Linked DNA regions of Homo sapiens: region 2 is linked to region 1. A link is an interaction called in ENCODE POLR2A ChIA-PET data of the cell type or tissue named here. Cell type or tissue: Panc1. All regions are shown on one strand. Each heading gives the region's core, and the rest is flanking DNA. Links, peaks and the distances in the headings are about the cores only. Region 1 overlaps SBF2 (SET binding factor 2). Region 2 overlaps SBF2 (SET binding factor 2).

Region 1 (2,927 bases), core at 122-2,621:
CAATAAAATATTGTTACTTATTTAAACAAGACAGATTATTGTAACAAAACAATTTTTTTCTTTGAAATAGATTTTAAAACATTTCAAAGTAAATTTAAATATTAAATTATTATATTTCCATTTAAGTACCCCCTCTTCCATCAGTAATCCCATTCTCCAGAAATAATAGATCTTGATTTGTTCATCTTAATCTTTTATGTTGACATTTGGTCAGGAATGAAAATAGTGTTTCGCCCCTGAAAAAGTAATGAGTTTTCTGTCATAAATTTTATCCAATCATGACTAAGATAATTTATCTTTAAAAGAATGACAACGAAATATTTGATTTGGATTAAGTTCATATGGTTATATCAGAATTATACTTTATATACTAGAGTAACTAAATGAACCTATGGACTTCATTTATTTAGTATTCTCCATCTGTGGGCTGAGAAGGGTCTGCTTGAAATGATAGATAGTTTTGGATTTTGGCATAGATAAGAGTATGCAATTTTTGTTCAAGGATACAGATATGGCAGAGACTGGGTGGTTATTCTATTATAACCATTTTCTCTCTTCTGTGGCATACTGTTAGACGTACTTCCTCTTGTATTAGGTGGGGCCATGATACTAGCTCTCGAGAGTAGAATGTGGATGAAAATAATGAGCATGACGTTTAGAACTAACCCTAAAATTTCCTTCAAAACTTTCCATACTCTCCTCATTGAGGAATATTTAGTGGGAGTTTCCAAGGCCCTAGGATAGACACTAGTAGACAAAATGTCATTGAGTCACATAGTGAAAGACCATCTTTCCCTGTCCCAAATTGATTGTGACATAAGAGGGAAAACTTTTGTTGTGTAAGCCACTGAAGCTTTGGAGTTAGTTGTTACAGCAGAGAGAGTTACTTACCCTGATCAACATAGAAATTGACATTTTGAATTGTGTTGCTACTGTAACAAGATCCCAAAGTATATGACATTGGCCTAAGGGTTGGGCAGTGAGGAACACATACAGCATATTGGGATGGCTAGAAATCTATGTCATGTGATGAATGTTTGTAAAACTCTTACCTTTGGCAACTTGGAGGCCATTTCATGTTTCTACCAAGATTGAAGGTTTAAGAAAAGAAGTTGTTAGTAGTGTGTGTTCATTGTAATTGCATTACCTTGCCAAATGTAGTCAAGGAAGAGATGAGTTTAGGAAACTATTGTTTGGTTTACAGGAGTGAAAGAAAATAATAACCAGAAATTCAGAATTGGAAAAAATGACTGTTTTTAAACTCTCAAAAATAAAAGATGGATTTTAAGAAGGCTTTGAGCAAAAAAGACCCCATAAGACTTCTCAGTCTTACGTGTAGCCGAGTGGCTACACATTGATATAATGGTCAGATTAAGATGTGTGGCTTTCTTGAGCCTGAAAAGTCAGAGTAGCCACCAGTAAATTAACAGAGAGATGAGACATTGGGAAAAGAAGCAAAAAAATAAAGCAGATTTGAGAATGATAAAAAGTAATTTTGGAGTTGGTTATTAGCATTTGGATCTGACTGGAAGCTGCTATGATTCTGATGGAATTTTGTTGCTAGAGAAACTTGGAACTTGGCCTTAGAAGGCATGTGACTGTTCATTGAGCCCTAAAAGCTGTCCTCAAGTGGCATACTTCTCAACACCAACTTCATATGTGGCCACGGGAGATAACAGGCAAGGAAAACCCATAGAGGGTGAAGCCAGGAGCCATGGAGAACAACAAAGGACTAGGGAGTTTCTCCTGGAGAACAAAATTAGGGCCTTAACAAGGAATTTCTTCCTTCACAATGTTCATACATCCAGTGGGATTTCATAATGCTACAGATTAGCAACCACTGAATATTTTCCATTTTTTTTTTTGCATTTCTAAATGCGGTGATCCTTTCTCTGTTTCCCCATGGTATGTGTTTTGTACAGAGGGAGACAGGACAGATATCTTCTCTTTAAGGCGTATGTTGTGGGGACATGGAGAGCGACATCTACATCTGATGAAGAAGATTATGTATGAACTGGAGATCCTAGATTTTGTCCTGGCTGGGACCTTTGGTAATCTTCCTAGTGGAGAGCTTGAGTGCATTCTATATCTGGGAGGAAGAATTAAAAAAAAAATAGGTATTTAGTGAGTTAAATAATGGATTGTTCCAGAAACTAATTAGATTCTCTCTTTGCTCTTTTGGGGCATACAGATAGACTCAGATAGCCCCCATGTATGGAGGCTATGTGACTATGCCTTGTCAATGGAATATGAGCAGAAGTCATTTCGAGGCAAATGTAGGGTTTGCTTTCTTTTCCCTTTCAATTATGTCCTCAAAAGTAGATCTCACAGGATTTTTGGAACTTAGTTCCCTAAATGACCATGTACCAAGTATTCTCTCTCTACTGCGATACTCCTGCTCACCGCCACCCCCAAATTATTATTTAATGAATATTAGACTTTCATTGGGTTAAGGCATTGAGATTTGGGTTATAGCAGTAAACTTCGTATTATATAGTAAAGCACAAATATAAAAATCAATATTTTACATTTATACTATTTTGATAACTTTTAGAAAATAACATTTCTTGATTATTTACAGTGTTTTAGGTACCATGCTAAGCATTTAGCACATTGTCATCTTATTTGCTGTTTATAGTTACTTATCAGAAGTGAATGTTATTCCTGTTTTAGAGATTTAGGAATCTGAAGCTGAGAACATTTATAAGTAACTTTTTCTAGTAGCTGCTATTTATTGGGTTTGTATTTTACCATAATTACTTACTTAATTTCATTCTGATGGACAATAGTGTTTTAAGAACCAGACACAAACTCTGCCTTATTCACTGTTATTTATCACTAGTAGATTATAGAATTTGTAGTAGTTGTGGAATAAATATATATATTTTAAACTTTTGTTATAGTTCAGGGGTTCATGTGCAGGTTTT
Region 2 (2,927 bases), core at 186-2,685, 190 kb after region 1:
TTCTTTGGCTGGGATAAGGGGTCAAATTATTAATTTCTTCACATCTTTACCCTCCTTTTCTTTCCCTATCACTGAAGCTTTTTAGTACATTAGTGGGGAGCTGGGTGGTGAAACATAACCACTGCTTCCATTTAACGGGGTGTGCCTGTTCAATAAGCGTAGCTATCGGAACAGACTGCATGTTTGAAGGAGGGGGATTTTTTCTTTGAGGGACCTGAGAGGGGAAGACCTGACTTATTCTGGTTAGGTTAGGATTTCCCTTTGTGGTGGAAATGTTTCTTAAAAGATTATAACCAACTTTCTACAAAAGTAGGGATTAGGAGAGAAGGTAGGGGTTGGGGATCAGGGAGGAGAATGCCCTTGGTCTCCTGCTTGTGTGGGACTAGCCTAGCTTGGGGTGAAATGCTCTCCTCTGAACACAAAGCTTAGTATAAACTGATGGATATCCCTACCTTAAAAGAAGAAGAGGTTCTTTTTGCTTGGTCCTCTATTTATCACACAAAACAGAGTAGTGTTTTTATATTTAAATGTAAAAACAAGGGTCGGGTGCAGTGGCTCATGCCTGTAATTCCAGCACTTTGGGAGGCCAAGGCAGGTGGATCACGAGGTCTGGAGATTGGGACCATCCTGGCCAACATGGCGAAACCCTGACTCTACTAAAAATACAAAAAATTAGCCGGGCATGGTGGCAGGCGTCTGTAGTCCCAGCTATTCAGGAGGCTGAGGCAGGAGAATCGCTTGAACCCAGGAGTTGGAGGTTGCAATGAGCCGAGATCATGCCACTGCACTCCAGCCTGGGCGACAGAGCAAGAATCTGTCTCAAAAAAAAAAATAAAAACAAGAAGATTATATATATAGTTTTGTGGCTTATGTGTGTTTTGCTAAGGGAGAAACAACATACAGGTCACGGGATACCAAATTCAAAGCAAATAATCTAGACAGAAATTAAGTAGCCCCTTTTGAGTAAGGAGTGAGGGAAGTGGTGCTTGAAAGTTGTTGATTTGCGGTTAGTCCTTCATGACCACTCTAGGGTTTCTGTGCCCTGCCCACCCTCTGGAGAAGACGAATACTGGTCAGTTAACAGACGACATGTTACTAGCAGTCACTTGATCCCCATGGCTTTGGTTTAAAAGACATATACTTGTCCACATGGGTTTAGAGGTAAGAGTTAGCTGGTCAACTTGAGCATGTTACTGACAGAGGGAATATTGGGGTTATTTTCTGGTGGGAATAACATGTCACTAAAGCAGGACTTTTGATATATTAAATTTTTAAAAAACAAAATAGAAGTTTAGATTTTAATCAAATCTGTAGAGTTTCTAAGTAATTTTTGCAGAATTGCCTGTTTGCTTTAACTGTCTCCTTCTGCCTCTGCTCTTGAAGGATATGGGGACAGGGCTAGAGTCAAAACACTTGAAATTTTGTATCCCAATGTCTTTTCTCCCAGTGTGAAATATTCCATTCTTTTGTTAAGACTACTGAGCAGTTATTTTTTTCTTTTGTAATAAGAAACAAACCCCACCTTTATCTCTACATTTCCGCTACCATTCTCTGGTTTTTGTGTTTGCTTCAGGGGGCCAGCTGTGGTTTTCTCTTGCCATGATGACTTCTAATCGCCAAGTACAGTATGCTCAAAGTCAGACAACTCCTTACTATAAACAAATTGTGTAACTGCCCAGAGCAGCACTTATAAATCAGCCTAACATAAGATCTCCAAAAAAAAAAAAAAAAGAGTTAAGGAAACCCACTTGGATGATAAGTGTATAACAAGATGATCTGTGTCAATAATTGAAGAAATGCAAATTAAAACTATAAGCAGAGCCTTTTACACTCACTGGCAAGAATTAAAAAGTCTGATAATATCAAACAAATGTATGGAACAAATAGAGTATATAAACTCTGCTAGTGAACGTGTAAGTTGGTATAGCTACTTTAGAAATTTTAATAAGATATGAGAAATAAGATTATTGGTCATTATCTTATAAAGCTGCATATGAAGCGTACTCTATCACCTAGTGATTTCCTTCCTAGAGGAGCTCTTGCCCACATACATCAAGAGACATGTACAAAAATGTTAATGGCAAGATTGTTCAAAATAGCAGAAAACTTGAAATGACTCATATGCCAACCAACACTAGAATGGATAACTTATATCTTCTTACACTAGAATATTATATATCAGAGAAAATAAATGAACTGCAGTTACAAAGGATGATGTAGATGAATCTTAAAGAAGATAATTCTGTACAAAAATAAAAAGACAATTCAGCACTGTCATGAGTTACAGAAAAATAAAAAGGAAAAAAGAAAAAAAAGGACAATTCAACTATAATATGGATCCACTTTACAAAATTCAAGTGCATGTTATATACTATTTAAGGATATTTAATCTAATGATACAAACATACGTGGTAAAAGTATTTTTTTAAAACTAAGGTAATAAGAAACAAAATATTTAAGAAAATTACCTCTGCGGGACACAGAGGAGGGGCAGTAAACATGGGGATCTTCCAATGTAATGATAATATACTATTTAGGTACATGGGTGTTCATTGTATCATTCTTCATAACCTTATAGCTTATGTATATTTTATGTCTTAAAGTACTGACTGCTATTAGATTCTTTACAGGGCATATTTATCTTCTCAAACTCACTTCAAACATTTTGTAGATTGTATAAGTTAATTGCCAAGTTAGGGGATGATTCACTTTTACTGGATATACATTCTTTAGAGTATGAGACAGTAGATATAATACTTTATAATGGCAAAAATCAAAAACAGCCTAACTGCCTACCATTTGGCTAGCGATTAAATATGGTGCACCTCTTCTTTAGAACACTGTTCAGCTACTAAATAGAAACAAGTACATCTATATATGTACTGATATGGAAAAATTTCTTATATATTGCTAAGTAGGCAAAAGGG

What was found. ChIA-PET counts read pairs that join two places held together with the same protein. Peaks named below come from ENCODE experiments on the same cell type or tissue, not always from the same donor. Only the 100,000 strongest peaks of a DNase experiment are listed, where the experiment ranks them.
Region 2: POLR2A ChIA-PET joins it to region 1 with 8 read pairs; 1 of 35 experiments calls an interaction of 5 or more read pairs at or near these places.

What each region holds. Positions count from the first base shown.
Region 1 is chr11:10,147,688-10,150,614 of GRCh38, reverse strand. All of the region lies in intron 2 of SBF2 (SET binding factor 2), which reads left to right. Among named protein-coding and RNA genes, the nearest start is that of SBF2, 150 kb to the left of the region's middle. In Panc1, for the core only: no CTCF peak of the experiment used is centred there; no DNase peak of the experiment used is centred there; H3K27ac peaks cover 936 bases.
Region 2 is chr11:9,955,372-9,958,298 of GRCh38, reverse strand. All of the region lies in intron 16 of SBF2 (SET binding factor 2), which reads left to right. It also overlaps the pseudogene GLULP2. Among named protein-coding and RNA genes, the nearest start is that of LINC02709, 200 kb to the right of the region's middle. In Panc1, for the core only: no CTCF peak of the experiment used is centred there; no DNase peak of the experiment used is centred there; H3K27ac peaks cover 2,036 bases.